Linked DNA regions of Homo sapiens: all the other regions are linked to region 3. The links are chromatin contacts, found by Hi-C or POLR2A ChIA-PET in ENCODE. All regions are on one chromosome and are shown on one strand. The core of a region is the stretch at or near the end of the contact, and the rest is flanking DNA. Distances in the headings are between cores, read along the strand shown. Region 1 overlaps PIK3R6 (phosphoinositide-3-kinase regulatory subunit 6). Region 2 holds the start of MPDU1 (mannose-P-dolichol utilization defect 1). Region 3 holds the start of BORCS6 (BLOC-1 related complex subunit 6).

Evidence for each region. Hi-C counts contacts between places; a loop is a spot of excess contacts on that map. ChIA-PET counts read pairs that join two places held with the same protein, here RNA polymerase II (POLR2A). Pooled maps may share reads with other maps.
Region 1: a map with no recorded cell type shows a loop between it and region 3 (3-fold over the local background). The contact joins the enhancer-like site here to the promoter of BORCS6 in region 3. A Hi-C loop is called at or near these places in 1 of 37 single-sample maps with no recorded cell type and 3 of 50 pooled maps. POLR2A ChIA-PET finds 5 or more read pairs at or near these places in 2 of 52 experiments (GM12878 and activated T-cell).
Region 2: a loop to region 3 is called in a pooled map, with 4 times the contacts of the local background. The contact joins the promoter of MPDU1 here to the promoter of BORCS6 in region 3. A Hi-C loop is called at or near these places in 1 of 168 maps with a recorded cell type or tissue (naive thymus-derived CD4-positive, alpha-beta T cell) and 7 of 50 pooled maps. POLR2A ChIA-PET finds 5 or more read pairs at or near these places in 1 of 52 experiments (activated CD4-positive, alpha-beta T cell).

What each region holds. Positions count from the first base shown.
Region 1 is chr17:8,856,793-8,861,150 of GRCh38, reverse strand. All of the region lies in intron 1 of PIK3R6 (phosphoinositide-3-kinase regulatory subunit 6), which reads left to right. Among named protein-coding and RNA genes, the nearest start is that of PIK3R6, 8.7 kb to the left of the region's middle. RefSeq lists an enhancer at 1,452-1,711. Within about 2 kb of position 2,435, at least 8 of the 41 ENCODE cell types and tissues checked have a DNase peak (open chromatin) inside an H3K27ac peak, as active enhancers do; they include GM12878, where a contact is called at or near this core.
Region 2 is chr17:7,581,209-7,585,772 of GRCh38, reverse strand. It overlaps MPDU1 (mannose-P-dolichol utilization defect 1), which reads right to left and starts at 1,921. Exons shown (of 7, transcript NM_004870.4): 1 at 1,808-1,921; 2 at 1-41. The coding sequence starts at 1,910. MPDU1-AS1 (MPDU1 antisense RNA 1) reads left to right here and starts at 1,681. Exons shown (of 2, transcript NR_136402.2): 1 at 1,681-1,855; 2 at 3,610-3,799. CD68 (CD68 molecule) reads right to left here. Exons shown (of 6, transcript NM_001251.3): 6 at 3,662-4,395. The coding sequence ends at 4,262. RefSeq lists enhancers at 476-1,348, 1,583-2,112, 1,349-2,223, 2,223-2,272, 2,224-3,097.
Region 3 is chr17:8,188,780-8,193,070 of GRCh38, reverse strand. BORCS6 (BLOC-1 related complex subunit 6) reads left to right here and starts at 2,891. Exons shown (of 1, transcript NM_017622.3): 1 at 2,891-4,291. The coding sequence starts at 2,931. The coding sequence ends at 4,004. LOC124903913 (a long non-coding RNA gene) reads left to right here. Exons shown (of 2, transcript XR_007065604.1): 2 at 571-1,796. RefSeq lists enhancers at 515-614, 2,432-3,077, 2,820-3,099, 3,078-3,724 and silencers at 3,210-3,259, 3,460-3,519, 3,590-3,639.

The DNA of each region.
Region 1 (4,358 bases), core at 1,186-3,685, 670 kb before region 3:
GAGTGCAGTGGCGCGATCTTGGCTCGCTGCAACTTCTGCCTCCCAGATTCAAGCAATTCTCCTGCCTCAGCCTCCTGAGTAGCTGGGACCACCACACCCAGGTAATTTTTGTATTTTTAGTAGAGACGGGGTTTCACCATGTTGGCCAGGCTGGTCTTGAACTCCTGACCTTGTGATCCACCTGCCTTGGCCTCCCAAAATGCTGTGATTACAGGCGTGACCGTGCCCGGCCCGTGTCTGCTTTCAAGAGCCCAATAGGTAGCATAAATGATGATGTGGACAGGCTGATAGTGCTGGTGTGGTGTGCCTGGCACTGCCCCCGGCTTCAGAGTCCCCATTGTGAACTCAATAGGGACACTGAAGCCCTGGGGAGCACATGGCCCTTCTACAGGGAAGCTGCATGTCAACTCCAGCTAATTGTTGCCACACGAGATTGTGGGTCTGGTGTTGCTAGATCTTCCAGTTACTTATTTTAAGCAAAAGCTGGAAATCTTGATTTTTATATGAAATATGACTTTTAAATGTTGGCCACAGATTCAAATTTCCAAAAACTGTGGCTTCTCCTGGGGAAGGAAACTGATGGGCCAGAGCAGTGGTCCCCAACCTTTTTGACACCAGGAACCAGTTTCATGGAAGGCAATTTTTCCACGGAAGGGGTTTGGGGGTGGGTAGGGGTTTACTGGGTGGGGAAGGGGGCTGGGGCTGGGGCTGGGGATGGGGATGGATTCGGGATGAAACTGCTCCACCTCAGATCATCAGGTATTAGATTCTCTTAAGAAACGGGCAGCCTGGATCCCTTGCATGCGCAGTTCACAATAGGGTTCGAGCTTCTATGAGAATCTTATGCCCACACCGCCCCCCGCCCCAGGAGGCGGAGCTCAGGCGGTCCTGGTGGCTCACCAGCCACTCACCTGCTGCTGTGTCCCTAGTTCCTAACGGCCCACGGATCAGTGCCCATCCGCAGCCTGGGGTTTGGGGACCCTTGGGCCAGAGGATAGCTAAGAAGGAGTCTGGCTTTTCACTGCATAGCTATCTGTGCCTTTCAGATTTTTACCATACGCATGGTTTTTTATGTGAAAAGTGAATTTTAAAAATATACTAGACAGAGCAAAGTCTCTGAGAGTCTCTTACATGAGTCTGCGAAATGGTTAGTCTTCTTAAGCATTGTATTAGTCAGGCCACTCCAGAGGAACACAACAAATAGGATAGAGAGAGAGACTGGGAGGTGGGTGGGGAGTGGGTAGAGAACAAAAGGATGTATTAGCAGGGATTGGCTCCTGTGATTGTGGAGGCTGAGAAGTCTGTAATCCGTGGTCTGTAAACTAGAGGCCCAGGAAAGTCAGTGGTGTAATTCCAGTCTGAGTCCAAAGGCCTGAGAACCAGGGAAGATGACGGCGTCAGTCTCAGTCCAAGTCCGAAGGCTGGAGAACCAAGAGCGCTGATTTTGTCCAAGGGCAGGATGGATGTCCCAGCTGAAGCACAGAGAGCACATCTGCCCTTCCTCCTCCCTCTTCTCCTATTCAGGCCCTCAGCAGATCACGTGATGCCCACCCACATGGCTGAGGGCAGATCTTGACTCACTCCCTGCATTCAGATGCTCATCTTTCCTGGAAATAGCCTCATGGACACCTCCAGAAATAATGCTTCACCAGCCATCTGGGCCTCCCTTGGCCTGGTCAAGTTGACACATAAACCATCACAAGCATGCTGCGTGCATGGGGCGGTGAGACAGTTTCAGTGTGCTAATGGTGGGCCATAGGTGTGTGACGTCTGTTCCAGGGGTCTTGGGCAAGTACAGCCACCCTGCGGTCATTATGAGGTGACAGACTGGTAGACCACGCACCCCAGGGGGCAAGGACTATGTCTCATTCATTCATCTCTAACCTCTCAGGTCTTGTGCAATTTCTGCCCCATGGATTATGTTCTGAAGAGGCTCTTTGATTTACTCACCAACCTCAGCCACCCAAAACACTGCCAGGAACTCAGAAGACAGCCAGAGGGCCCTCTGAGCAAATAGAAGTTGCAAGTCCATGGATGGAAGTTTGATGCTCTTTTCATTGATCAGTTCTCAGGCTTTGTTTCTTCATTTTACATACAAGACAATTGCATGTGCTTATTCCGGCTTCCCAGCCTTCAGCAAACTGGCAGTTGGGTGGAGGAGCAGACACAGCCCAGGCAGGGCTGCAGCCAACACAGAAGGCACTTTGTTCAAATCAGAAAGAGGCACCCCTCTGAGTAGACAAATTACAGCAAGTTCCTCTTTGGATGGATGAATTGCAAAACCTCACCCTCCCTGCCTGAGTAAATTACAAAAAGGCCAGCAGAGCGGTGGGCTGGACTGCAGCCTCCACTCACCCACTAAGTGCAGAACACAGCTGGTGCTGCTGAAATGAGGAATCATACATGAGAAGTCAAACAGTAACAGCCACTCAATGTAGGATAGGGCTACCCTCGCCTACTGATAGCTCCTGCCATCGCCACCGTTTTATGGCACGGTGCATACAATGAGCTTCCATTGAGACTCATTGAGAAAACAGCCAGGCGCCTGGCTCACGCCTCTAATCCCAGCACTCTGGGAGGCCGAGGTGGGTGGATCACCTGAGGTCAGGAGTTCGAGACCAGCCTGGCTAACATGGCGAAACCCTGTCTCTACTAAAAATACAAAAATTAGCCAGGGGTGGCGGCGGGTGCCTGTAATTCCTAGCCTCAGGGAGGCTAAGGCAAGAGAATCGTTTGAACCCAGGAGGCGGAGGTTGCAGTGAGCCGAGATCGCGTCACTGCACTCCAGCCTGGGCGACAAGAGCAAAACTGTCTCAAAAAAAAAAAAAAAAAAAAAAAAAGATTAATTGAGAAAACATTCAGAGGCATGGTTTGGTGCTTGAAAGGGCAAGCTTTATTTCCTAAAAAATTCTTCTCATTCCTGAAACGAAGACACATTTGATGTTGATGCATTTTAAGAATGAGCTGCTTCTATTTCCATTTCCTGTCTACGTGCAAGCTCATCCCCTGGGGGCTCTTCCCCCACACTGGTGTGGTCAGCAGCCCCAAAGGACAGGAAATCGACCACAAAGGTCTCCTGTGGGAGGAGCAAGGAAGCAGCACCTGCACAAATATATAGAAACGCTGAATAAATGTTTGATGAGTGAATGCGTGAGTGAATGAAGGAATGAGCAAATGAATAGGGAGGCTTTCTGACAGTTACTGGTAAAGTTTCTTAGAATTTTACTTTCCCTTTTTTTTTTTTTTTTTTGAGACAGAGTTTCACTCTTGTTGCCCAGGCTGGTGTGCAGTGGCACGATTGCAGCTCACTGCAACCTCTGCCTCCCGGATTCAAGCGATTCTCCTGCCTCAGCCTCCCAAGTAGCTGGGATTACTGGCACCTGCCGCCACACCCAGCTAATTTTTTGTATTTTTAGTAGAGACGGGGTTTCACCATGTTAGCTAGGATGGTCTCGATCCCTGATCTTGTGATCCGCCTGCCTCAGCCTCCCAAAGGGGAATTTTACTTTCAATTAAAAATCAGCCCAGAAGCACTCTCCATTTGCCACAAAAATTCCTGGTATCTTACACTTCTCTTTTAGTCTTTATCTGTGAGATTTCTTTTCTTTCGAGGCTGCCCCGTGTTCATTATTAACCCAGGCCGCCCCAGACAGAAGTTTGTGTTCATTTTATTTCACAAAGACAGAGGGGGGTTCTGTGAGGTTTACAGAGGGGAAAGGAAGGCATGCGGACGTCAGGGGAAGTGGCCATGACCCCACGCCCCAGGTTGAGATCTGGGCTCTAGCCCTGGTTCTATCCTTCATGGCCACGTGGCTTTTGGCAATATTCTTCACTTTCATTCATTCATCAAATATTTATCTAAAATAGGTATTCATTGTCCACTGAGTGGCTGCTGCCCTAGATGCTGGACATGCTGCAGTGAAGGAGACACGCCCCATCCCAGTATTTGCCGAGTTCGCATTCTAATGACTAGCCAAGAAAACTAAGCCTGACAGGAAAAATTTCCATACTGATAAATGCTATGAATAAAATCAGAGTGTGCTAGAGTGTGACAGGGAGGGCTATTTTGGACAGGATGTTCAGGAAAGGCCTCTGAGGCAGTGACATTGACAACAAGACCTGAATGTCGAGGGGGAGCCAGCTGTGGGGAAAGCTGGGGGAAGGGTGCTCCAGGCAGGGGTGTGCAAAGGTTACGTTAAACCCACAGCACAACGTTCTTAAATTGACTGGCGGGCTCCCAGATGTTCATGTAATTACTATGTCCCTGAACATAATATATTAGCTCTCTTCTTTTGTGTGTGCCATCTGTTACACAGTAAAAAATAAGGTCAAATATACTTAAGATTAAGAAATCAGAA
Region 2 (4,564 bases), core at 672-3,171, 610 kb after region 3:
CAGCCCCAGGCCTTTGCTGAGGAGAATCTTGAGGCAGGGGACTGAGGAGAGAAAAAAGGGTAAGCAGACAGGAGATGTCTGAAACCCAGGCCAGGGCTTGAAGCTCCTGTGGGCTCTCCCCGAGCCCCCTTACCCACACCAGGGTCTTGCATTGTCTTGGGGGGAGGAGAGGCGGAGGGCAGTGAGAAAGTCCTGGTCCTTCCTGCTCCAAACCACCACACTTTTTTTTTTTTTTGGAGACAGAGTCTTGCTCTGTCACCCAGGCTGGAGTGCAGTGGCCCAATCTCAGCCCACTGCAGCCTCTGCCTCTTGGGTTCAAGCAATTCTCTTGTCTCAGCCTCCCAAGTAGCTAGAATTACAGGCACACACCACCATGCCCGGTTAATTTTTGTGTTTTTAGTAGAGACAGGGTTTCACCATGTTGGCCAGGCTGGTCTCGAACTCCTGACCTCAGATGATCCACCTGCCTCAGCCTCCTTAAAGTGCTGGGATTATAAGCTCGAGCTACCGCACCGGGCCCCAGACTGTTACTTTCCAAAACAGCTTTTCTCCGATGCCTACCACCCCCCACATCCAATCTTCCATTCCCTATAAATTAACACCCAAACTTGGCTTGACCTCCACGGCTCTCCATTGCTTCCCCATATAAAGCTGAGAAATGCCCAAGAGCTCTCTGATCCTTTATTTCCCTTCTCTGGGCCAATGGGTGCCCCATTTCACATGTCTTCTCTCTCCAAAGACAAGTCTTCATACCATTTTTTTTTTCTTATTTTAATTTTGAGACGGAGTTTCACTCTTGTTGCCCAGGCTGGAGTGCAATGGCACGATCTTGGCTCACTGTAACCTCTGTCTCCCGGGTTTAAGCGATTCTCCTGCCTCAGCCTCCCGAGTAGCTGGGATTACAGGCGCCTGCCACAACGCCCGGCTAATTTTTTGTATTTTTAGTAGAGGCGGGGTTTCGCCCTATTGGCCAGGCTGGTCTCGAACGCCTGACCTCAGGTGATCCACCCGCTTCGGCCTCCCAAAGTGCTGGGATTACAGGCGTGAGCCACCGTGCCCGCCCCATACCACTCTTTCTTGAACACTCTGACTGTCCCTGGCCCCTACTCAGGGACTAAACCTTACCCTTTCAAGGCTTGCTTTTATGCCCTGGCCATCCACAACTTCTCTAGCCTTGAAGCCTTCCCCTCAAGGAACTTGGTCTAGTGGGAGTCTGACTCTCACGGGTCATGAATGCGGCTAAAACAAAGTGCCCCACGAGCTCAAGAGAGGTACCATGAACTGACAGGGGCAGACTGACGCTCCCCAAACGGTCTGACGGTGACCCTTGTGGAGCTGTCTCGCAATCAGAAAAAGGAAGGGAGGCAAATTATTCCGAAATCAGACTATGAGCAAACCTGGAGGCTGGAAAGAAAGCAATCAGGGTGGCGGAGCCTTTGGGGGTGCAATGAAGGCCCGATTCATCAGGGGCTTTGAATTAAGTTTAACCCTGCTAGCGATCTAATAAAGGTTGGCATGATTTGACTTAATTTTTATTTTGTTTTATAAAAGTTGACTCTTCGTTTTTCATTGTCGCTACAGCACAAACTCCACAAAGAAGTAATTCCACCCGGTGACTTCCCCACTGGCACTAATATGGTGTCCTCCCTCTAAGGAGCCCGAGACACTTCCGCCCTTCTCAGAAGTGACTTCCGTCCAGCTCGGCATGGCGGCAGTCACTGCCGTCACTTAGTCGCCGATCAAGGCTTGGACTAAGGGCCCACGGTCACTCGAGTAGGACTTGGATCGGATGCTGAATAAAACTCACCGTGAAGCAAGTCCCACTGAACGAAAAGTTGGTCGTAGCATTTCTCAGGTAAAAGAATCGGCACGAGCAGCCGTTTAAGCGGTCCGTCCGCCTCGGCCGCCATATTGCAAAGCTAGCTTCCGCCAGTCTCTCCAGACCGCCATTGACTTTCGTTGCGCGTGCGCGCTGCGGACACTCCGCCTCCCGTTCTTTTCCCGCGGCGAAGCTGGCCCGCCCCGTGCCCCGCTCTTTCTGACGCTACCCACCCTCACTCTAGTGGCGTAAAATAAGTCTCAGTCAGGGACCACGTTTTGGACGCGCTGTTGGAATTGTAAAGCTTGCCGAAGCTGCACGCCTGCGCGGTTAGACCTCCCACGCCTTTGTTGACGCTTCCAGTTTGGAAGCCAGATTTACACCCCTGCCTTTCTCCGCTCCTCCTGCTGGGCGCCATCTTGTCTTCTCCTAGCACACTTTGTATTGTTCGAAGTTGAGAGAGAAGGAGCCGGAGTCTCCGAGGTGGCGTTGGGTGGGGGCGCTACTAGCTCCCGTTCTCTCAGCGTCTCTAGAGGGAAGGGCGCCGGTGGGAGCAGGAGAGTCTGCACCGGGCAGGCCTCCTTAGGTGCCGGGTTGCGCGCAGGGCCCTGTGCTTGTCTCGCCTCCGGTTGGCTCAGGCCTCGGAGCATGAGTGCGCCGGCAACTGCTGGGCCCGGGACAGTGAAGCAGAGGAGGAGGTGGGGGAGGCGAGCCCAGGTCGGGGAAGGGCAGCACCTGAATCACCCTTGGGGCCCAGACCCCCAAGAGTCTCCGGGGAGCCGAGGCCTGGCGAGGCAGTCCCGGGATTCGCCCCCTCCCCGCTGGCCCGAGGGCGCACCACGTGCTGGGCAGAGACTTCGGCGAGGCCGAGTGGACCCTGCAGCGCTGCTTGGGAAAGGGCACCTTGGACTACCTGGTGGGGGCGTTGTGCTTCGTTACCGACCGCCGGGACGCCAACCCACGGTGCCCACCCGTGCGTCATTCCGCTGTGGATCAGCCCTTTGGCGGCCCCCCTCCAAAGTCTACAAGGTCACACGGATGTCTGCAGGCAGAGGTGGGGCTGCTGGGGCCCTGCCAGGTGAGGGCTGCCCTTGTGGGGCAGTCTCTGGGCCTTGGAGGCCGGAAGCCTCCTGGGGCTCCTACGGCTGGGGGGTGCTGCTCATCCTGGCTCCCAGGGATTGCGCCGTAGCCAGCTGTAATGGGTGGGACTGGCGCTCACTGCTGGTGCAGGCTGTGGCCATCTGGGAGGTCCTTTCTGGAATCTGGACCTTGGCTGTCCTGAGAGTGACACTCCTCATCTCAAGTACTGGGGGCATGAAGTTAGGCTTGGCAGGTGGCCCCGTGTGGGGGGCATGCTGTTCCCAGGAGCCCCCAGTGGAGGTCAGAGTACCCACTGCTCCTTCTTGATTCAACCCCTTGTAGGTGGGATAGGAGCATGCCAGGTGCTGCGAGGGTTTAATCGGGCTCTTCTGCTGGCCTTGAATATGGTGGACAGGACAGGACATTCTCATTGCTCAGGAGCCACTGGCGCTGCCTTTGGGAATGAAGTTCCACAGCCCCCCACTCATTGCTTTGGCTGTCTGCTGCATTTGAAACTGTACGAGGGTCAGGAAGAAGGCTGCGGGGATGAATGGCTCTACCGGCTTGCCACGGATGGGGAACTGGAGCAGCCAGTGGCCCCAAGAGGAGGAAGGAAGGGAGGCACGGCAGACCCAACACCAGCTGTGCCAGGCTTTGGGGGGTGAACCCATGAGGCATCGTCACACACTGACATTTTCATCCCTCCTCAGCAGCTGCTTCCGGCTCCCTGAGACCCAGCCATGGAAGGCATAGAAAGGCATGTGACAAGAAACTCATGGCTTTTAATCCTGGCAGGACAAGGAAAACCCCGTCAAAGATTTGCATAAATTTTGCTGCTCTCCTGCTGGGGGGGGGGGGGGGGCAGTTCGTCACATTTAATAAAATTCTCTCCCTCCCTTCTCCCGACTGCATTATCTCATATTTATTTATTTGAGACAGTCTGGCTCTGTCGCCCAGGCTGGAGTGCAGTGGCGCGATCTTGGCTTAGTGGCGCGATGACGGCTCACTGCAACCTCCACCTCCTGGGTTCAAGCAGTTCTGCCTCAGCCTCCCAAGTAGCTGGGATTACAGGCCAGCTGGGATTACGCCGCCACACCTGGCTAATTGTATTTTTAGTAGAGACAGGGTTTCACCATGTTGGCCAGGCTGGTCTCAAACTCCTGACCTCCAGTGATCCACCTGCCTCAGCCTCCCAAAGTGCTGGGATTACAGGCATGAGCCGTCATGCCCGGCTTTCTTTTTGTTCTTCAAGAAAGGGAAGGAAAATAACATTGTCTTTGAGCCAGTTGCGTGTCGAGGAAATAAGGGTACCCCCCCACCACACCCCAACCCCCTCAGTGCCCTGGGGTTTGAAGCAAATGCTCAGAGGGCCTGGTAGGCGGATGGGCGTCTCCGGATGATGCAGAAAGCAATAAGCACCAGGGCGAGGAGGCCAAGAAGGATCAGGCCGATGATGAGAGGCAGCAAGATGGACCGGTCACTGGGGCAGGAGAAACCTGGCGGAAGGATAGGGCAGGTAGGTATTTGCAGTGACGTGCTGGTTGGGATAAAGGTGGGAGGAGGGAATGGGGGGATGCTGGGGAGTAGGAGATTGGTGAGGAGCTCACCGCAGTGACTCAGCAGTGATAAAAGGGGGAAACTGGCAGAGTCTTGTAGAGGATGGAA
Region 3 (4,291 bases), core at 1,642-4,141:
CCGCCCACCTCGGCCTCCCAAAGTGTTGAGATTACAGGCGTGAGCCACCGCGCCCTGCTGATAATTTACATTTTTAAAGGATCATTCTGGTTCTCTATTGAAAATAGACTGTAGAGAGAGGTGAGGGTAGAAGAAGTGAGACCATTCGGGAAGCAACTTCATTTATCCAGGCCAAAAATGATGGTGGTTTGGACCAGGGCAGAAACAATGGTAAGGATGAGAAGTGGTCAGATTCTGGATGTATTTTCGAGCAGAACCAACAAGATTTCCTAAAGGATTGGCCATGGATTATGACAGAAAGAGGAGTCAAGTACAACTCCAGGGTTTTTGGCCTTGGCCACTGGGAAGATGGAGTTGCCACTTACTGAGACAGAAGTCACCGTAGGAAGAAACAAGGTTTTGCGGGGGAGGTGGTGCGATAGGGGTGGGGCAAGGAACCAAATCACAGGAAGGATAAAGGTGGGGCTATCTTCAGGCTGGCACAGGAATTCAAACGCTCTCAGAACTCATGCCTCTTCATCTTTTGTCTCTGGTTCTCTTCCTTATCAGCCTCATTCTTTCCTTCTACAGACAGCGATCTCCTGGACATGAAAGATGGACAAGCTGATACCCAGCTTGAGCTCTCAAGAGAACAGAAAGGCGTCTCACACTCTCCACAAAGCTAGAAACAAACAACACTGTGGAGGATTTTTACTGGTCATACATTGGGTCATGTGCCCTTCCCTGAGCCAATCTGCAGTCAGAAGGATGAAGTACTCTAATTGGCCAGTTTTGGGTCACGTGCCTGTTCCTGGCTGTCATTGCACCAACACATCAGGGAATGGGGAGTTGAGGAGTGAGGAGCTTCCCCTACACAGAGAGACGGTGGGTAGCCCATTTGTCCGCTAAAACCTTCAAGATACATCTAGAATGCATCCATCCACATCGTGCTAGGCTGAGCTACTATCACCTGGTACTTGGAACCGCCTCCTCACTGGTCTACCGTCTCCCTTGCAAACATTTTCTACAACAGCCAGTAATCCCTAAACATGAATCCCATCACATCACTCTCTTCCTGTGCTCAGCTTCCCATTCTCAAGGGAAGTCCTCCCATCTTCTAAAGAATATCTACCTACCCAGCCCAATTATATATGAGCTTTTTAGGTTTTTTTTTTTAGAGCAAAGGAATGACAGGTTTTGTCAAGCTGCAGGTGACTATAAGATACAGACAGCTGACAATTGTGGACTCCTCAGGCGTGGTGAAAGATTGAGCTACTATCATTAGGGTTGGCTGGCTAGGACCCCGGCAGGCACCTGGGGATAGTAGTGCTGGGAAGTTCTGGGGAGTTGCACTTCTGAATGCTGGCATGACACTGCCTCAAGACATCTCTCTATCCAAATGGAAAAAACAACCACATCCTTTGTCAGCTAAGGAGAGTTAGCAAACTGTTTTTATTAAATACTGATGTCTGGCCGGGCACGGTGGCTCACGCCTGTCATGCTAGCACTTTGGGAGGCCGAGGCGGGTGGATCACTTGAGGCCAGTAGTTCAAGACCAGCCTGGCCAACATGGTGAAACCCCATCTCTACTAAAAATACAAAATTAGCCGGGCGTGGTGGCGGGCGCTTGTAATCCCAGCTACCCGGGAGACTGAGTTAGGAGAATCGCGTGAACCCAGGAGGCGGAGGTTGCAGTGAGCCGAGATCGCGCCACTGCACTCCAGCCTGGGTGACGGAGTGGGACTCTGTCTCTAAATACATAAATAAATAAATAAATAAATAAATAAATAAATAAATAAAAATACTGATGTCTCCAAGCTTTGGCTATGTGTTGCAATGTACAACCTTTCCAATGTCGCTGCACCATTGCATTTAGAGGAAATCTCCATTCCCTAACAGGAACTACAAGGCCCCCTGCATGACGTGGCCCCTGCTGCCTGTTCAGCTCCTTGGCTCGAAATCCTTCCCCTTATCTTGCTGATTTTGTTTTAGTCCCAATGTCTCCTGCCCCCTCACCTCAGTTTCTTGAATACGTCAAGACTTCTTTGTCTCTGAGAGGTAGCTCAAGTTTTCTTCTCTCTGCCTGGGGGGTGGCTGCGTCTTTTTGGTTCTTTTTAGTTAAAAGTCTCACCAAAGAGGTATTTTCCTGACCCCTTACCTAAACTAGTGCCTGCTCAGTTATATTCTCAATCATAACACTTTATTTCCTGTATAGCACATATCAAAATTTGTGATCATTTCATTTGTTGAATATTTTACCTCGTGGCAAAATCACACGCCATCCTCCAAGGGGCGAGACCCCTCAGTGTGAAAGGGGCAAGAGACACAGAACAAGAGTGACAAACGCATAGGAAAGCCCAGAGGCCGCTGCCTTGACCACAGTGGGTCGCTCTGAGCAGTTCAGTGGTTAGGTCTCTTAACCAAGAAAGATAGAGCAAACCATTCATGCTCATGCTGGACTTCTGGTTTCCTTCTTTTTAGTCAACTAGGTTCAACCCTGATGGTCCAAGAAGGATATGCCATTTTCATCCTAAGAACCTCTCTAGGAACCCCAAGTGGGCTCCCCACTTGGTATTTTTGCTAAGCAATCACTGTTGGGGGGGGTACAATTACAGGCAGAAAGGATCTGAGCCCCACCCCTCGGGACTCAGGAATTTGAGGACCTTGGTCTTTAAGATCTGCCCCATCAGCTTTCAGAAAGGGCGGGGCGACGGGAGCAGCTGTCACCTCCTTCTCTCCACCCTGCCGGCGTTCACGTGTGTTCCGCTGTGCAGTAACAGCTCTTCTTCCGGGACTTCCTGGTCGCCGCGACCAATCAAAATGCTTTTCCTGTCCTTACCATTGTCAGCCGCTGCCAATCGGCTCGCCTCTACCAACGCCCCTTAAAGGCGCAGCCACTGCCTCCGGAGCCGGGGCGAACCAATTCCTCCGTTGCGGCCCCCACCTGCAGTATGGAGTCGTCTCGGGGGCGGCCCGGGCCCGAGACGGACCTTCTGGCTGTAGCGGAACATCAGGCCCTAGTCTTTGGCGGCGGGCCGGGCCGAACGTCCTCTGAGCCGCCCGCAGGCCTCCGGGTGTCCGGGGAGGAAGAGACCGAGAACGTTGGGGGCGCGAACCGCCACCCCAGGACGTCCCCGAAGACGTCAAGCTGCGGCGTCGTCCACCGGCCGGAACGGGAGGCTCTGGAGAACGAGCCCGGCCCTCAAGGGACGCTGTCTGGGGCCGGGAGCCGCAGGGGGGCGCCGGGTGCAGAGCACGAACCTTCCCTGTCCTCCCGGCACAAGAACCCGGCGCCGCCCGAGGGCAAGCCCTCCTCCGGGAGGGACTGCCGTCGAGGGGGACCAGGCGGCGGGATGGATGTTGAGCAGCAGGAGGAGGAAGACAACGACGAGGAGGCGGCCGCGGGCAGCAGAGCCGGCCGCTCGTTCTCCAGCCGTCTTCAGGACAGCCGCAGCCTGGACGGGCTGAGCGAGGCGTGCGGTGGCGCCGGGTCCTCAGGGAGTGCCGAGTCCGGCGCGGGCGGCGGACGCCGCGCCACCATCTCCAGTCCCCTGGAGCTCGAAGGCACAGTGAGCCGCCACGGCGACCTTACCCACTTTGTCGCCAACAACCTGCAACTCAAGATCCGTCTGAGCGGCGCGCCTCCACCCCCGCCTTCTGCCCCTGCGCGGCCCTGCCCAGCGCCTGCACCCACACCCACACCGGCCATTCCCCCAATCGACCCCGAGGTGCTGCGGGATCTGGAGCGGTTGAGTCGGGAGCTGGGAGGCCGGGTGGACCGTCTGCTTCGCGGTCTGGGTGGCGCGGTGCAGGAGCTGACGGCGCTGAGCGTGGGTTGCATCCAGACCTACCGCGATGCTGTGGACTCCTTAGGTGAAGCCGTGGACATGAGCATCAAGGGCATGTACACCCTGCTGGCGCGCTGCGAGGAGCTGGAGCGGGCTCTGCAGCCGGTTCAGGGGCTGGCGCGCCAAGTCCGGGATATCCGACGTACTCTGGAGGTGTTGGAGGCCCTGTGCAAGTGACCAGGAGGACAGGAGAGGCCGGTCCTGGCCAGGGCAGGGCCCAGCAGGACCCTAAGGACTCTTCAGGGAGTCCTGGTGGGAAGTGCCCACTGAGGGGAGGCCTGTGTGTTGGAGGCTCTTCCAGATGCGTTCAGCTGGCCCGTGCCCACTCGCTGGGCCTTAGGCTGGTGTATGTGGGGAAGTTCTAACGGCTCTCCTGGTGGGAAGGGATGTTGCTCTGCTTGTATTCAGTTGGCCATCTGTAGCTACCCTGTTCTTCCCAACTCTCCTCCCTAGCTAGAGCACCA